Linked DNA regions of Homo sapiens: all the other regions are linked to region 1. A link is a loop called in an ENCODE intact Hi-C map of the cell type or tissue named here. Cell type or tissue: GM12878. All regions are shown on one strand. Links, peaks and the distances in the headings refer to the core of each region. The heading gives the core; the rest is flanking DNA.

Region 1 (5,836 bases), core at 819-4,818:
CCATGGGTTGCCCAGTTCCAAGGAAAAAGCACAGTTTCCCTGGTAGTGTGCTCACTCACCGCCTCCCTTGGCTGGGGGGAGGCAGCTCCCCTTGCCTGCTCTCAGGTGGGCTGCGGCACAACACCGCTCTTCCTTCTCTTCGTGGGTCACATCAACCTTCTAGACAATTTTGATGAGAGAACCTGGATACCTTGGTTGCCTGTGAGGATTCACAGGCTTTTTATGTTTTTTTCCCATTGGCGCCTCTGAATGCAGCTGCTTCTAGTCAGCCATCTTTGCCCCGCCCCCCACAGCTACCAAGTTTCATAATCAAGTGTTGGAATTCAAATTTTCTGATTCTGAGTAATGCCATCCATCTTTACATTGACAGATTTTTAAATAATAGGGAGATAAGTGGTTTTCTTAACTAATTTCAATAATAGCCTTCTCAGAATAATAGAGACGTATCTTCCTGGGAGGTTCAGTTTGCTTACCCTAGGGGACAATGAAACATTTGCTTGGTAACCTGCATCTGTGGCCTGACCAGAAATGAATGCAGCTCTCTTAGACTGTATGACATGCCCTCTGACTAGCAAGCTGGTAACTGCTGAATGCCAAGCTCTGCTTTCAAAATGCCCATGTCACAATTGCCAGTGGATGACCTGATATCATGACCAATGCTGTTTTGGTAAAGTAGAGACACTTTCCTAGATTTGTGATCTTTACACAATCTCTATCTCTGAAGATACCTTAGAGAAATCATTTTAGTACTATTATCTGTAGTTAAATCATGTTGTGCATGCAGTAAGTGTTTTAAATGAAAGTAATTTAAAACAACTCTGTGTGTTTAACTCTGGAATTACACTTTTTACTGTACCTCAATAGATTTCAGACAAATGTGTGTAATATGTTCACATTTATGTTGTTTTTTTCTTATTAAAATACATTGGATTTATGCTTCTAATATCATGTTTTGAGAAACTAAGTGGATCATACTGAAGTTGAACTTATTTCTCTATCAGTGCAAAAAAAGGAGCTATTACCAAACCTCTATTAAAAAGGTATGTGAAAATAAACAGTAAAAATAAAAATACATATAAAATGTTATTTTACAAAAATGAATGAATGCTTGACTTTAATTAATTAATCGTTCGGGCAAGAAGACTTTGCCCGGTTTAATACTTGAATTCAGTAATAGACTCCCAAGTTAAACTTTAGAAGTCCCAAGTTTTCATTTTCTCCAATGCTGTTTCATTCTTCAGAATAGTTTGTGATAAATGGTGAATAAGACCCAAAGCCCAATTTGGGGTGAAAATGAAGGCTTCGTATGTCTTCAAGTGGCTGTTAACACAGGGTAAAGGAAAAGACAGACAACTACTAATACTTTCAGCTTAAAAGTACCTGAGTCTTTCTCCCTCATAAGGGAAATACATTTTGTGGGGAAGTTTTTTCATAATTTAAACATTCTGAGCAAGTTTTCTTTTTATATGTCAAGAAGCATTACAGAACTTGAAGCCAATAGAAATAGATGCAGCACCTGATGGAGTAGTGTGATAGTATAGCAAAAGGACAAGATCGGAGGCTTGAATGAACTGAGATCAAATCCTGGCTGTACTGTTTTCTAACTGAATAATCATGAGCACATTACTTAACCTCTCAGAGGCTTAATTTCTTTATCTATACATGGGGTCAATAACGTTCTTGTGTTGAGTTATTGTTACAGCTAACTAGTACTTGACTTAAATATTCAGTACACAATATTATTATTTGTAAGTCTAAGATTAGGTCTTCCTTATAAAATTATAATCTTACAAATCACTCCAAAAATTAGCAAGAGAAGGAAACCTACATCCATCACTCCCTCTTTTGGAATACGAATGGCTTACTGAATAACTACATGCAAAACCTCTCTTAAGTAAGTACTGATGTTTAGAATAAATTGTCCAAATCAAAGTGATGAATGCTGTGGCATAACAGTTATTTTCTTCTTTCTTATGAAAATAGCAACACCTAGGTTTAATTATTTTTGAAACTGCTGTCCTAAAAGCTATTAATTCACCTGCCAGGGTGAGTCATAATCAAGAATTAGTTTAGCCTTACTGCAGGCATTTGTGGCACATTGAGACAAGTGAGCACAATGGGAGGTGTCAAACACAAAACCCTGAAACTTTGAGCCCTGTCTCCAAACTGTGTGAGGAAAACATAGTCCCATAATCTGCCTTATCCATTTGAAAAGGGCCTGAACAAACCCTTTCTAATAGAGATCAGACCTAAGCCTCCTGAAAAGGAGTAGAGGCCTCTTCCTATTGTCCCCTCCCTCTGTCCTTTCTCCCTTCCTCCGGAGCACAAGTACCTCAGTGAAACATCCTGCCACTTGGAATTCAGAGTAAAAGCGGCTTCACAAATAGGGCAATAAACATAAATGATACCTGTGGGTAATAGGTTTGAAATTGCTGTTTTCCTAGGTAACTGGATATAATTACAAGTACTCTGGATTCCAGGGGACTACGGTGTAATTATCACTCTAATTTCCAGAATAAAAAGAAAGGATTACAACAGTGTTGCCACAACTCAATAACGTGAGAAAAGGGATCTTGCTAGAAAGATAACAGTATTTGAGCATATTTTTCTTGTGCTCATTTCACATTGGGAGCATATGTTGGCCAAAAGCACACAAATCTATGTGATTAAATTGGTATAAGTTACAATACATCACCACTATAGTAAGGCTACTGCAGGGTTTCTTAGTAAGTTACAAAAAAAAAAAAAAAAAAGGGGAGCAGGGAGGGAGAAGTAACGAGTGATATCACCGCATTCTAACTGTGGGCAGGTTATCATATATTTTGGAAGTAATTAAAGACGATCGAGTGATACTTCCCAGCCTGATGAGTGATTCTGCCACAGCCTCACAGCAGGGAGGCCCCTGTGTGTTACTGCACATTTCCATAGTATTTACTGGGGTAATGAGTGTTATTGCTGTGGTGTAACAGCAGGGTGCACTGCTCCCTGTGTTTCTTGAGAGTGCTGCCATAATTAGAAGGCAAAATGTGATTGCTGTTTTTCTAGACACCAGTCATGATCTATTCCTATATTGTTCTGTAGTAATTACCAAATGACATAGTGCTATTTCCCAGGGTATTTACTTTGGACAAACAAGGAAGATTTTTTTATATTAAATTAATTAATTTTTTTGCCATTGAGGCTTAATGACATTGTTTCTAATTTGGTTATAGAATGTATAATTGCAAAATTGTTATTGACTTGTAATCACTGGCTCATCTACCATCTTTGCCGTTGTTTGTCTTGGGCCTCGGCAGCAGGGTTGCCGTTGCATTGGCAGTGTTTTTGAAGCTTCACAGTGCAGGCAAGAGGGAAGAGATGGCAAAAAGAATAACACAGGCCTGTCACATATGCTCAGCCTTTAAAATTTACTTGAACAGTTATATTTGAATACTCTGCATCTATGTGACCCTTTTTCATTTCTAAAATTAGTGCCATTATATCAATCAAGAGGACATGTAGTCAGTAGAATGAAGCCTCAGATCAGCCAATAGTTACATTTTACCTCACATGATATAAGTATGAAGATCTGTCTTGGTTTCAAACATTTTTATTTACTCTCTACATCAATGACCAAAATGTCCCATAGATTCTGCAATTTTTACTTTGGATTCCATCAGTGTCTGTCTTGTTGATTTTAATTTGGGAGAATGTAATCTATGTATGCACAGGAGAAGCACTTTGGATGGTAGAGGCAAAGGTGGTATCTGGAGCCTGTGGCTCTGTGTAGCTCTACCCTTATAAAGGGTTCACTTGATGTTGAGAGCACTGGTAAAGGATATGTGTGCTGGAGCCCTACTGCCTGAGTTCAAGTCCCAGATGTACCACTTATGAGCAAGTGATCCATGGGAAAATGTTTTAATTCCTCTAATACTTGATTTCCTCATTCATAAAAAGTGGAAAGTAATAGTACTGGCTCATAGATCTGTCATAGATTTCATGAGATAATGTATATTAAATGCCTATGAAAACGCTTGTACCAAGAAAGTTTGTATTAAATGTTAGATATGATTATTATTCATCCTGTTGAGCCTCAATAGGAATGTGCTATCATTTTCTCCTTGAAGGCTCTTGTAGTTCCCTAAATCTTCGATATTTTGTGTTTGAGGCTAGGTCAAAAAAAGCATAAAATACCTATGTGAATATGTATGTCTCATTCCATAATCCTGACCTGAAATATCTTGTTTCCTCAATTCTCTACTTATATACAAGGTAGGCAATAGATTTGAATTCTAGCTATGGTAGAAACAATAAAGGAAAGAACCTCGGATTAATTAAATAGGAAGAAAAATCTATGCACGAGTACACTGGGATTTTGAGCACTCCATGTGGAATTAAACTCAACAATGGCAGCCAGATGAGAGAAAGGCCTTATGAGGTAAAACCAGTGAGGTAGGTGAAACACTCTTCCTCTAAGAATTTGTATGAGGAGTGTTAAGAGTTCACTCACTTTTAGGACTTTTCTGAAGAAGGAGTTCTATATCTATCCATTTTTACCTGTATGCTCTTTAGTTCCCTGGTAGATTTCTTTACTTGAAACTGCTTTATACTATCAAAGATACTGGCTAAAAGAATTCTTCTCATTGCTACACATCACGGAGAGACCAAAAGTGAATCTCTCAAAACAGAGAGACTAGAACTCTAGTCAGTTCTTGGGAATAAACTGCAGTAGGTATTGTAGGACGTAAGAATAGGAGAGTGAGCCTTCTGTATTAATGGTTCTGTGCAAGGATAGACCTTAGGCCTTGCACAGATGGAAAGGTCCCACTTGTGTAGAACTGGGATGCTTGAAGAGTGACTGAATTCCCAGCAATTAGTGCTAAAACTCCTTAAATAGAGAAGCCAATGCTGACAGCAAACGGCACCAGAATGTTAAGAGAGCTGGCAACGGCATAAACTGGGTAGATCAGAAAGTTAGTAGAAACCAGATATTATTCTCTCAAGCCTCATATCTATGGTTTTCACCAACCCATAATGTATAGTATCTACAGTTCTGTGTATATAATAACAAGAATATTAATTGTTCAGTAAACTAGATATATTTGTAAGCCCAGGGAGTAGATTCTTAGAGTATGAGTTAACCCTTTTATTCCACTTATAAGACTCTGGGTAGAATGGTAAATCAAATAGACTAAGATGATAATTGTGGATAAGAATTCTTACATGCAGAGATGTCAGGCTTGGTGGGAGGTATTCTGCAGAATTGTTCCTCCACATGGCTTATTTCTTGTACAGGTAGGCCACACAGCACATGTGGTCCTGCAAATCTATTCCCTGGTAATGCTGTGTCCTCCATCATTTCACCATGGCATATCCGTCCATCTTTGTGAGCACAATTTTTTATTAATCAGCGAAACGTTTGGGCCTTTGAAATTGAAATGGATTTCAGTCTTCTTTATATATTAATTATTGATTAATGGAGCCCAGGAGACAAGGAAGAAGCCTGGCATGATTAAAGACAGATAGTTTTTAATTTTATGTCTCTTGCAGTGACAGAGAAATTTAGTTTAATAGGAGTAATTTTTCAAAGGAGATGCAATCATGAAGGAGGATGTATAGAAAATTGGCAAAGCATATTAAAAAAGAAAGAACTTGTGGACATAGGATATTTCCATAGATAACCTAAAAATTTCCTAGAAGGCATTACCAAGATGGACGGATAGAGGTTTCATGGAAATTTTATCTATACTTTTGCTGATATAAACTATAACCCTAGAACCAGACCCATATCACATTATTTAAAAAATGCTTACATATCCAGCTAAGACAATTTTGTATCTTTTACATTATTTCAGAG
Region 2 (5,836 bases), core at 570-4,569, 340 kb after region 1:
ACTAGTGAGCTGTTGAACTAAAACCTAGCGTGAGACCCTGTCCCCACCAAAATAAATTAATTAAATTAAATAAAATCTAGGTTAGCTAGTCCCATTTCAATGTATAAACTCATTTTACATCTCTGATAAGTCAAAGAAAAAATGAGTTAATTATATAGATAAAAAATATACATTTAATTATGTATTACTGAATATATAATCACACACATGTAGTCAGGTAAGCATTTTTTTTTTTCCCCCTGTCCTTGGCATTTCATTAGTTCTCTCAGCATTTTTGTGAGTTTGAATAGCAATTTTCATTTTGTAAATAGAAAAACTGAAACACGGTGAGGTGTTCAGTGAACTGAATATTTCTCTATCTTGGAAAAAAGTTCAGAATACTGAGGACACATTATTTAAGCATGTTATTCTGGAGCTAGTAACCGCCCTCAGAGAAATCACATATCTCAGTAATTTTGTCTCAGCTTTATAAAAGTCGCAACAATGAAAGTGTTTGTAAAATTTATTTGCTGCTGTTTTGTTTCAAGATAGCAACTTGAGCTACACACTATATAAACTATGAACATCCATTATCTCTGTTATACAGGTACTGTTCCAGGTGCCAGTGCGTACACTACCTTTAGGAAAACATCAAATTCCACAAACTCAAAATAAACCATACTCGACTGATCTACAAATGCACGTGAACTAGATTTAGAAAAGTTTTCCTTTGTGTTAAACAAATAATGTCCAATTTTATTCTATAATTTTAAGTACAGAAGTGCTGGTAGCATTTTTCTATACATTCTGTTAAATTATTAGACTTACAATTAAGATGCTGAGAAATGTAAACTCTTATTAAGTGGAAAATCTTCACTGAGCACGCATCCCTATTTAGGAGAGTCCTTTGTCTCTGCAATAGGGGTTCCAGCCACAGGGCCTTCCTGCCTTTTAACACAGGCTGACACTGGGAAACACCAAGGCTGGAAACAGGCTTCTTGCTGAAATCTAGTTCCTATTTCAGGAGAAAATCTATCTCTGGGAGAAGACAAAGGGAAAAATAGATTCCAGGGAAGCATTACACACAGGATTGAGGGAGAATATGATCCCCTAAAGTGAAACTAAACCTGTCCTTAGACACTTCTCTGAGTATAGCAACAACAGTGTAAAGAACCCTTCTAGCTTTGAAAACCAGACCAGAAATACTGGAACTGATCTTCAGGGACTAAGAGAGGTAGTGAGTTGGGTTGGTCTGGGAAGGACCTTTTAGTTGAAAAGATTTTACCCCAGTTTACTGGTTGAGCTGCCTGTGTCACTAATTTTTGTTGACAGTACCACCCTCCAAGTGGGATTCTGGCTTCCGTTGCTCTGCAATTGCTTGTGGTACAGGGGCTCTCCAGCTTTGTCCCTGACCTGGTGTCTTTTTCTCTTCTTCTGGCTGAATAGACGTCATCCTGCTTGTGAAATTGAACAGTTCCTAGTCCAGGCCACAGTTTCTTTCTCTGATCCTTTTTATTACCTTAGTTTGCGGCATTGACATATTTCAGCATATTCTTCCTTCCCTCACCCACGTCATCAGTCCTTTCCCAGAACTCCTGCCCTTTTTCTTATTTGATATATACTTTTCCCCCCTACAGCCTCCTAGACTCCATCATGCTGGTATTTCTTCCCTTTCAATGTTGCTATCCCTGTATCCCTAATCTGAGCCTCTTTCCTTCCTCTATAATTTGGGGGAATCAAAACTAGTATTTATATTTTTTATTCTACCCTGAGCCTTAACCATTGATATCCCCCTTCCCAACAATGGTGATACTTACCTCTCTCATTTCTACCCACAGTCCTCATCCTGCTGGGGCTTGGAGCTGTCTAAATAAAGTAGATCTCGGGATGTCCTCATTCCTATCAAGGAGTAAGAAAGAGAGAGGAATCACCCACCCAAGTTTCAAAATAACAGAGGATGAGAGAAGCAGTCAGGAAAATGTGATCCTGTATATATCCCATGGAGATATTATTGAATGTAAAATTCCTTACATTTATTCACTCATTTTTTTCAGCAAATGTTTTTTGAGTACTTATTTTACCCCAAGCACTATGTCAGACTCTGAATAAGGGTTAGGAATATCAGACATTTACGTGTGCCAAGCAATGTGCGAAGCACATTTAACCTTCAAAATAACACAAGGAAGTAGGTATGATAACCCCCATTTTAAAATAAGGATCCGTGGTCAGTCAAGTTAACAGGTTGCTTAAGTTCACACAGTTGATAAAGTGACTCTACTACAGTCTCGTGCTTCTCATGTTATGATCAAGCACATTGTGCATTAAGGAAACTTTTATTATTTGTTTGGGGAAACTGAACAAATTATTTATTATTTCTAACAGGGTGGATAGACTTTCGAACAACCAATATACAATCCGCCTGTTGGTAATTTAGGAAGCGTTTCTAGCCTGCTTGTTTTAGGGTTATTGTTATTCATTTACATGTTATAATCTCCTTCTTATCTAAATATTGTATTTGAAATCCAAATACACAGACACACACACACACTCTTTTTTAGTATAAGAGTAATTACAACCCCATATTGAAAAAAGGAAAAATGCTACAACAGAAGCCATTGAATTAAACTCAGAAGTGGGTTATGTAGAGAAAACAAGCCAGTTGCAACGTATCCCCATCTTAAGTTTTCTAATTTTTCTAGCCATGAAATGATCTTTCTAGATACTCTTGCCGTGGCTACGTACAACTGCAGGAAACAGGGTCTTATCTCAGAAACACAAATCATATAAACCTCTAGAATGTGTCTGGGGGATTCTACTGCATCTGTTTTTCCTTCCTTCAATCACAGATGCCTAGCCTCTACCCTGGGCCAATTAAAGGGGATACTTTCAAAAGACACTCTGAAAGCTGAGGGACAGAAAATTTAAATGCATTCGCTCAGCAGGGCACATTCAACTGTGTTTGGGCTCCCCCTAGCTGCATGGAACCAGATTCTCATTGCTTAAGCAGTTCAGCTGAATGCTTAACCTCAAAAGGCTGCGTGCAACAGAGCAAAGATTTTATCTCCTCTGTCTCCCTGGTTTACTCTTCTGAATACACTGTTGTTATTGCATTCAGTTGCGGAGACCGGAGAGCATATTAAGTAGTCCTGGTCAGAAGAGGGAACTCAAGTCAGAGAAAGAAAAGGCAAATGTTATTGTGGGGATTGTTTTAGCGATGCTTTATGAATGTCTACAAAGATAACATCAATTTCCCTTGTCAATACCTTTATTGGTTTTTTTCCCCCAAAGGGAGTGGGCTGAATGTGCTCACTTATTAAACCACCTCGGTCTCACATATAACTGCCACTGTTTTTACATGTAACGTCAATTCATCCTTGTGTAAGGAGTCAGACCGGGTGGAGGGAGTTTGACAGGAAGAGCCACATCATCCACGGCAAAAGCAGCTACCTGGCAGCTGTGGAGAAAGATGTCCCAAAGGCCTTCCCACACATCCAGAGCTACTGCCAAGCAAGAGGAGCTTTAGGAATGAGAAAATTAGAGATGTTTTAGCTTTTGTCTGCCTTACCAAAGCCTACTGTTACTGTTGCTACTGCAAGACAACAGAAGACATCCCCAAGCGGCTTCCAGCATCCCCAAAGCTCTGCCTTAGGGGCTCTGACATTTCAGTGGGTTTTTTTTTCTGTCTTATGTACTGTCGTTGCACTTGGGGAATTACAAAGAGCCAAACAGATGTAGCATAATATATTGGTTAAAGTCATCCATATTGTTATCTATGGAGCGCTGCTGCCTAGGTAGAATGGAGCCACCTATTGTCTCTTTCAATGGAATTAAATGAAGTCTTTGAGTCTACAAGTATTAATTCAGTACTTGGTAGGTTCAAGGAATAGTTCTGGGAACCAGAACACTGGAAATCATTCAGATGCCAGCTCTGCAGGCAAGGACCTCACCATCTATTGGAGGAGGGCGAGCTCCTACACAAGTGAGGGCACGGCCAGGCAGGGTAGGACTTGGCAGGTAATAGAAACAGGGTGTTATGAGGGTGTGGGTGAGGAACAAACCTGTTGCCTGTGATGGAGATTGGGTCAGGAGAGAGGTGCCAGGGGCAACTTCTCAGGATGAATAACATTTGAAGAGAAACAGGCAGAATAGACAGGGTTTTGAGAAGCCAGAAAAGGGATCATAGGGCATTCTGGGAAGAAGGAACATTGCAAAGAGAGAAGTGGAGGTAAGAATGTTAATGGAGCACTGCGGTGGTATTCCATGGCTCCAGTGAGAATGGCAGGGATGAAGAGATGCATAAAAGACTGGCAGGCAGGGTGGGGCCTGATTGTGAAAGGACTTAACCATGGCAGTGAGTTTCCATTTATTGTAAAGGCATTGGGAGCCACATAAGCCTTTTTGAGTGAGGAGCTGGCTTTATCAGATTGGTGTTGTAAGAGAAACTGCAAAGCCTGTTGGGATTGGATGAGAGAAGGCTGTACTAGATAAGTTAAGGAGGATGGATGATGCAGCAATCCATCCCGAGAGGGAGCGAGAGGGTCAGAACTGGAGCGTGGTGCTGGGAACCCAGTGAATAGCACGATTCAGCCTGGCTGTGCTCTGACAGTCTGGATTATCTTGGGGCTGTCTCAGAGGAGATCTGGGGCTGCCCCAGAAGTGGGTTTTACTCTCACTGTGCTGTGTTGTATTAATAGCTGACAGCTGTATTCTTCTCTGGTTTTGTACTTTTCTTTTTTTTAAGTAAAAGCACATCAAACCAGTTTTCTATTAGTTTCTACTCCTAATCCTCTATTAACATAAATGTTTTATGCTGAATGTGTGGTAACCCACAACAAAATCTCATTTTCTAGATTCAGAAATGTTAAAACAAAAATGATCAACACCGCCCCCCCGCCAAAAAAAAAATCCTCACCATGGAATATAGTTCCAGAAATGACTAACAGTATTAAGAAATAAACACAGGTGTTCTGAGACACAGCACTTAACCCTCAGCCACATTTGCCTCCTGCTACTTTCAGCCTACTAACCTCACCCATGAATTGACAATATGTAAAAACCCCTTCTGTCCTTTCACGTTGTATAAAGTACTTTAGTGCTATAGTGTTAAGCAACATTTAAGTAATTAATGCATTTCTGCTGTCACAATGCAGCAATTTTGCCAGAATGTATGTGGGAGAATGTAGATGGATTAAACACATTTATATCTCCAAGAAAATTGAGCAGCTATGTCAAAATAAAATATCACTGTGCATGGTTTACCATTTTATTTTTTTCTCTAATTATTAGACAAATTTCAAACTTGGCTGTCTGTCTGAGTATGAGACAGATTAGGGCTATTTATTTATACCTAATTCCAATTAGAATATATAGGATTGTCATTTCTAAAATAAGTATGGTTCAGTGTGAACATTATCATACTTTAGAAATTATACAAAATAATTTCTTTCAGACACTTTTAAACAATGCAGTAAGTGAAAACAAGTTTAAGGGTCCAAAGAGAATATTTGGATATTGGTATTTCCTTGCATCCCTTTCTCTCATAAGGAGGAAGGTCAGATCTACCCCCAGCAAGACTGGAAGAGCTGCTCCACTTGGCCAGCTCTCTCCTCTTTCATTTCAGAAAATGCAGAGAGTGAGGGCAGATCCCATACACTAAGACTTAATGCTTTCTAGAGCCTCTTTCTGCTCTGTGATTCTGCGGCTTCTGGCGGCTCCTAGAGGATCCCAGACTGAGCATTGATAGGCCTCTGAGGGCAGGTGAAAGATCTCTGTTGATAGCAAGAAAAGCAGGCACACAGGAAAGCCTAGGATCAGAGGTGGGGGTTGAGGAGTGTGAGAAATAAAAATGGTGGCATTA
Region 3 (5,836 bases), core at 570-4,569, 300 kb after region 1:
TCTTCTCTAATATAGGAATATTATGACTTTGTGTTTGGCCCCAACTCTAATTGTTCTAGAATTTTAGGAATTTTAGTAGTGGTATATCAGAGAGGTGCTTGCTCTATTTATTCTAAATATTTTTTAGCAAAACCAAACACAGGCTGGGGGCAGAAGAGAAACTTGAATCAAACAAAAGCCTCAGCAAACATTTTTTCAGAGTTAATTTGAATTATTTAAAATGGATTCCTGGGGAAGTGGCATTTTGTCAACATGCTTAAAAATGTATATTCAAGGATGTTGTAGTGTATTGGGACTAATATATTCTCCGTATCATGAAGCGTTGCAGCATTTAGTTGAACATTTCCATAATGTTGCCAGCACTTCTTTATTTCACTTGAGAAGTAGGGAAAAATAATGTTTTAAAAATATTTATTGTTAGATTTAATTATACTCCAGACACATCTTAGTTGTTTGGATGGGATTGTGACATTGTGTATTGCAAAACCAATCACTTTATAAATTATCCTCATTTACATTGTATAGTTTTATGAATTTGATTATTAGTACAGAGAGTTCATTCCTTTAAAAGTAACAGTTCTTTCGGTTTACACTCAAACAAAGAAGTGAGATTTTTGTAATTACCCTTTTTTCTTAAAAAAAGATATTTTACAGCCTCTGAGCTGTGAAATATGGGGATCTCATTAGTTGCACTGAGATTTCCCTGTTACCACTCCAGCTGTTGACTATTTACTACGGGAGCTGGTGCTAGTGGTAGGCAGAGAAAAATGCTCATTTAGTTAGAGCTTTCCAGGTGAAGCGTTCTTTGAGGTTGATTTGAACATTTGCCTATAATGAGCAAAAGCTATGCATTATTCAAATCATGAAAAACTACAAGAATCTTCCCAAATTGTTCAGTGTTTTGTCAAATAAAATAAGTGCTAGTATTTAGAGGAAAATTCCATTACACTAATTAACTTAAAAAATTCATTAGCTAACACATGTTTTATTTAAATGATAAATACTAGGAAATCCCATATCTCACTGTTTATAGACACATTTTAGCACATTTGTGATTATTTCACTCATGGACAAACTAAGCTGTTGTTTACAGTTGTAATTATTATATAATCTAGCTTTCAAAGTCTCAACTGCATCTTAAATTATCATAAAAACAGTTGTCTATATCCCATTGACCTCTGGGGACATATTTTGTGAATGGTATTATTTTCTTAATGTGAAGTGATGTGCTGTGGTGGCTAAAGCCCCAGCTCTAAGAAAGACAAATCTGGGTTCGAATCCTTGATTAAGCACTTAAGAGATAAGCAAATTCAGCAAGTTGTCTGACCTCTCTTAGTCTATTTTGTCACTTGTTATGCAGGCCCAGTGATCCTAGTAAATGGATTGATTGATTCATGTTAATTACCTGGGTCATTAATTAATAACTTTACTCAGAAGTGGCATATCTATGTAAACTGTGTGGTAGAATAAAGGGTGACCTTTTTATTCCATTTTTCTTTGTATTTTCTAATTTTTCTCATATTAAATATAATTTTTTAATCAGCAAAAATAAAGATTATACAAAAGTACATAAGAGGTAATAGATACTAAGGAATTATTTTGAAAGGCAGGATAAAATAATTAAAGAATTTATCAAGGGAAAGGGTGATCTAGTCTGTGTCTATCCACTGCCTTCCCCTTCACCTCCCAACTGAAACCTCTGGAAACAGGTTCTGCCATCCGCTGGCACACTCCTAGGATTTCTGTTTGCATAGCCAAGAAGTGCAAGAGCCATGTTGCGAGATTTTCAATTTGATCGTCTCACATGAGGGTACCAGTGTTTTCAGACTGGAAACAGCATGTTAGTACACTTTGGCAATAATGCATTAAATACAGATGGGTTTGTTTTTAGCCAAATATGTATCATACAGCCAACAGCTGTTTAGATATTGCCAACGGTCTGTTTAGTACACAGAGAGACTGTGGGTTTCTTTTCTACTCAAGAAAATCTAGTGAACCTATGTAAAATCTCCACAACCGTGTCCAGTTGGCTACAAAACAGGAGACAGATCATCAGCACACTGACAAAAGCCTGCAACGATTTCTTTTTACTCCCAAATTTTATTATAATGAGGACAATTAGCATATCTTAAATCTATCTAAGTAATAACACAATCCCAGCTCTTTCAATAGATAAAGAATCCCTTATGATCTCAGCAATAATCCAATTAATGATAATGTTTGGTATTTTTTAATGTTTTCTTTAAAAGTATGAAGCACTGAGGAATATGCAGAGCCCTAGAAACATAGGACATCGCTGCTCCTGCCCACATCTCCCTCAAGTGTGAGAAGCGATGAGCATATGAAACATAGTATTTCTCATTGCCTAAGATTTTATTTTAATTACTATTAAAGACATCCAGATACAGAATTAAAAGACCATATGTATTATCTGAAAAGTGAAAAAACAAAACGGTATTTTATTCCATCAAATTCATGGCTGATTTAATAAAGGACTGTCACAATATAAACAAGCCAAACAAAATACAATTTTATATGTTCAAGAGCTCCCCTCCCCCACTCCCTTTTGTAAACATTGTTTTTGCACTTGAAGCAAGGGAAAACATTTATTTACACTCAGGATTTTAGGGATACTGCCACCATGTGGTAGTAAAGAAACATCTCATCAACTCCAATAATTTTTTTACTCCATGACCATATATTTCTATTTCTTAACAAATATAATTCTTTCACTTAAATGGATAAAGCTACAATACTTTAAGCAACCACCAAAAGTAATGCATTTGTCAACCTATAGGAAGAAACTAAGGCAAAATTAATATAAGTAGAGAGTTTATTTGGGCCCAGGTTTAGAACTGCAGCTCAGGAGTCACCAATTCAAATTGCCCTGAATATATGCACCAATTAGCAGCAGTTACAAGTGGGTTTTTAAAGAGAAAAAAAGAAGTTAGGGGATAGTTTCTAAGCTGTTTACCAGAAGTTTATGTTGGTTCATTAAAATAACATCAGCTATTGATTGGCTATATATTGTTTCTTATATTATAAATTTCAGGAACTTGAAGATAGTGGTTGAGGGTCACATTGTGTAACTTGTAGTAACATTTGAAGAAATTTATCAGCTAGTCTGGAAACTACAGGAAAGAAAGTAAAAACAAAATACCTTTCAGCAATTACCCCTGGGCATGGTTGCAAAGGATGTGACTGAATCCTCAAGCTCCTGTTTCTCTGGGCCTGATAAATTTTGCAGACCTCACATTCTTCAGACTGCTCCAAGTCACTTTTCTTTCTCACATCTTAAATCAGTTTAAAATCATAGAGGAGAATTAACTCTTATAACGCTTGCAGAGATGATCCAGATTTTGTGGGTCCTAAGATTTGGAAAATTGGGGGGATGTCTTCTTTTGAGAAATGTCTATACAAATCTTTTGCCTTTTTTGATTGGGTTATTAGATTTTTTCCTACTCAGCCGTAAAAAAGAATGAGATCCAGTCATTTGCAACAACATGGAAAGACCTGAAGATCATTATGTTAAGTGAAATAAGCCAGGCACAGAAAGACAAACATCACATGTTCTCACTTATTTGTGGAATCTAAAAATCAAATCAATTGAACTTATGGACATAGAGAATAGAAGGATGGTTACGAGAGGCTGGGAAGTGTAGTGGTGGGGGCGCTGGGGGAAGATGAGAATGATTAATGTGTGCAAAAAATTTAGAAAGAATGAATAAGACCTATTTGATACCACAATAGGGTGACTATAGTCAATAATAATAATAATATATTTTAAAATAACTTAAAGAATGTAATTGGATTGTTTGTAACCCAAAAGATAAATGCTTGAGGGGCTGGATACTCCGTTCTCCATGATGTGCTTATTTCACATTGCATACCTGTATCCAAACATCTCATGTACACTATGCATACATGTACCATGTACCCACAAAAAAATATATTTAAAATAATTTTTAAAAAAATTTTTAAAGAAGAAAACAGGCTGGGCATGGTGGCTCATGCCTGTATTCCCAGCACTTTGGGAGGCTGAGGCAGGTGGATCACCTGAAGTTGGGAGTTCCAGACCAGCCTGATCAACATGGAGAAACCCCGTCTCTACTAAAAATACAAAATTAGTCGGGCATAGTGGCACATGCAGCTACTCAGGAGGCTGAGGCAGGAGAATTGCTTGAACCTGGGAGATGGAGGTTGCAGTGAGCTGAGATTGTACCATTGCACTTCAACCTAGGCAACAAGAATGAAATTCCATCTCAAAAAAAAAAAAAAAAAAGAAAAAGAAAAAGAAAAAAACAAAACTTGAGCTCTTAAGAATACAAAATTAAATACAAAATTATTTATAAAAGGGAATAATATTTATTTTGAATTAGAAATCAAATAACCACCAATCACTTCAGGCTTGGAGATTCTTATCTCCTATTTCTGAAATTTCTAGACATTTTCCCCAAAAAACTCATTGAGAAATACTTCCTCTTTGCAACTTGGGCTCCCTGCTCCTCTTCACTTACTTGATAATACCATACAACACCCAGCATTCATTGGGGTCTGTATTAGTCTGTTCCCATGCTGCTAGTAAAGGCATACCCAAGACTAGGTAATGTATAAAGGAAAGAGGTTTAATTAACTCACAGTTCCACATGGCTGGGGAGGCCTCACAATCACGGTGAAAGGCAAAAGAGGAGCAAAGTCACGTCTTACATGACGATAGGCAAGAGGGCATGTGTGGGGGAACTTCCCTTTATAAAACCATCAGATCTCTTGAGACTTATTCACTATAATGAGAATAGCATGGAAAAAAATCACCCACGTGATTCAGTTACCTCCCACCAGGTCCCTCCCGTGACACATGGGGATTATTACAATTCAAGGTGAGATTTAGGTGGGGACACAGAGCCAAATCATATCAGGGTCTGTGCAAAGGGAGAGCTTGGAAGCTTAAGTCTTATTAGCTTTATGACAATCTCATCAAAAGGTAATTTTTGGCATTTCTTAGGATTTGCTTGCAGCTGTGAGGCTGTCCTATAAAATGAAGACAAGCAACTGTCTATATTCCTTCTCAACTCCAAAATACTTTTATAACTTTCTAGCTAACCCAAAAGCATTGTTATTAAATATTTACAGTAATCTCATGTTTTAAAGATGTTAAACATCCCTGGTAATTATTCCTTTGTTTCTAGTCTCTGGGCATTTCAGTATCTCTTAATGTGGCTGCCTCCTCACATAATTCTCCCCTTTGCTGTCTAGCCAGGAAGGACTGCTTCTCTTTTCAAACCAATAGAGCATCACTAAACTGCCTAGCTCTTACCTGCAGGGCTAAGGAAATCTGTAAGGACACTGATTGGAGAGGAAAAGCCATTGAAAAGGTAGGAGCAAGAGGGAGAAAGCAAAGCTCAGAACTTTCTGGAAAACATAAGTTTGCATCTATCTGATTACTGGTATTTTTCTTTAGATGTTGAAAATCTTAAATAAAGACAAAATATTTTGTTGGTTAAACGATTTCTTAGGTAAACATAGCAAATATTCTCAGTCCTGGTGTAGGTTATATTTTTCTACACAATAGAGTAGACACTTGAAATTTCTCTGTGGAAGAAAACCTGGAAACAAATTAGCTTTTAATCATGGGCTTTTTGAAATCATCAATTTTGTTATTAGACCTTTTCTCCCTCCTACTCTTCCTTTATCTTTTTTCTGCCCCATCACATCCCTGCTTTAAATGCTGTCTTAGGATCATATAATGGGACCCCTCCTAAGATATGTGTAAGCCAAACACATGAATTTGGAATAGGAGTTTATTCTTTCAGTGTCCCATTGTAAACAGAAAGGAGAT

Evidence for each region. Peaks named below come from ENCODE experiments on the same cell type or tissue, not always from the same donor. Only the 100,000 strongest peaks of a DNase experiment are listed, where the experiment ranks them.
Region 2: a loop joins it to region 1, with 10 times the contacts of the local background. A loop is called at or near these places in 17 of 110 quality-filtered maps.
Region 3: it touches region 1 in a loop (9-fold over the local background); 12 of 110 quality-filtered maps call a loop at or near these places.

The regions. Positions count from the first base shown.
Region 1 is chr3:117,352,900-117,358,735 of GRCh38, reverse strand. It overlaps LOC124906271 (a long non-coding RNA gene), which reads right to left and starts at 551. Exons shown (of 3, transcript XR_007096023.1): 1 at 474-551. RefSeq lists an enhancer at 1-298. In GM12878, for the core only: a CTCF peak has its summit at 2,971; no DNase peak of the experiment used is centred there; H3K27me3 peaks cover 97 bases.
Region 2 is chr3:117,016,419-117,022,254 of GRCh38, reverse strand. The region is part of intron 1 of LOC124909415 (a long non-coding RNA gene); the gene reads left to right. Among named protein-coding and RNA genes, the nearest start is that of LINC00901, 98 kb to the right of the region's middle. In GM12878, for the core only: a CTCF peak has its summit at 2,947; a DNase peak (open chromatin) is centred at 2,939.
Region 3 is chr3:117,056,038-117,061,873 of GRCh38, reverse strand. The region is part of intron 1 of LOC124909415 (a long non-coding RNA gene); the gene reads left to right. Among named protein-coding and RNA genes, the nearest start is that of LINC00901, 140 kb to the right of the region's middle. In GM12878, for the core only: a CTCF peak has its summit at 2,646 (motif pointing left); no DNase peak of the experiment used is centred there.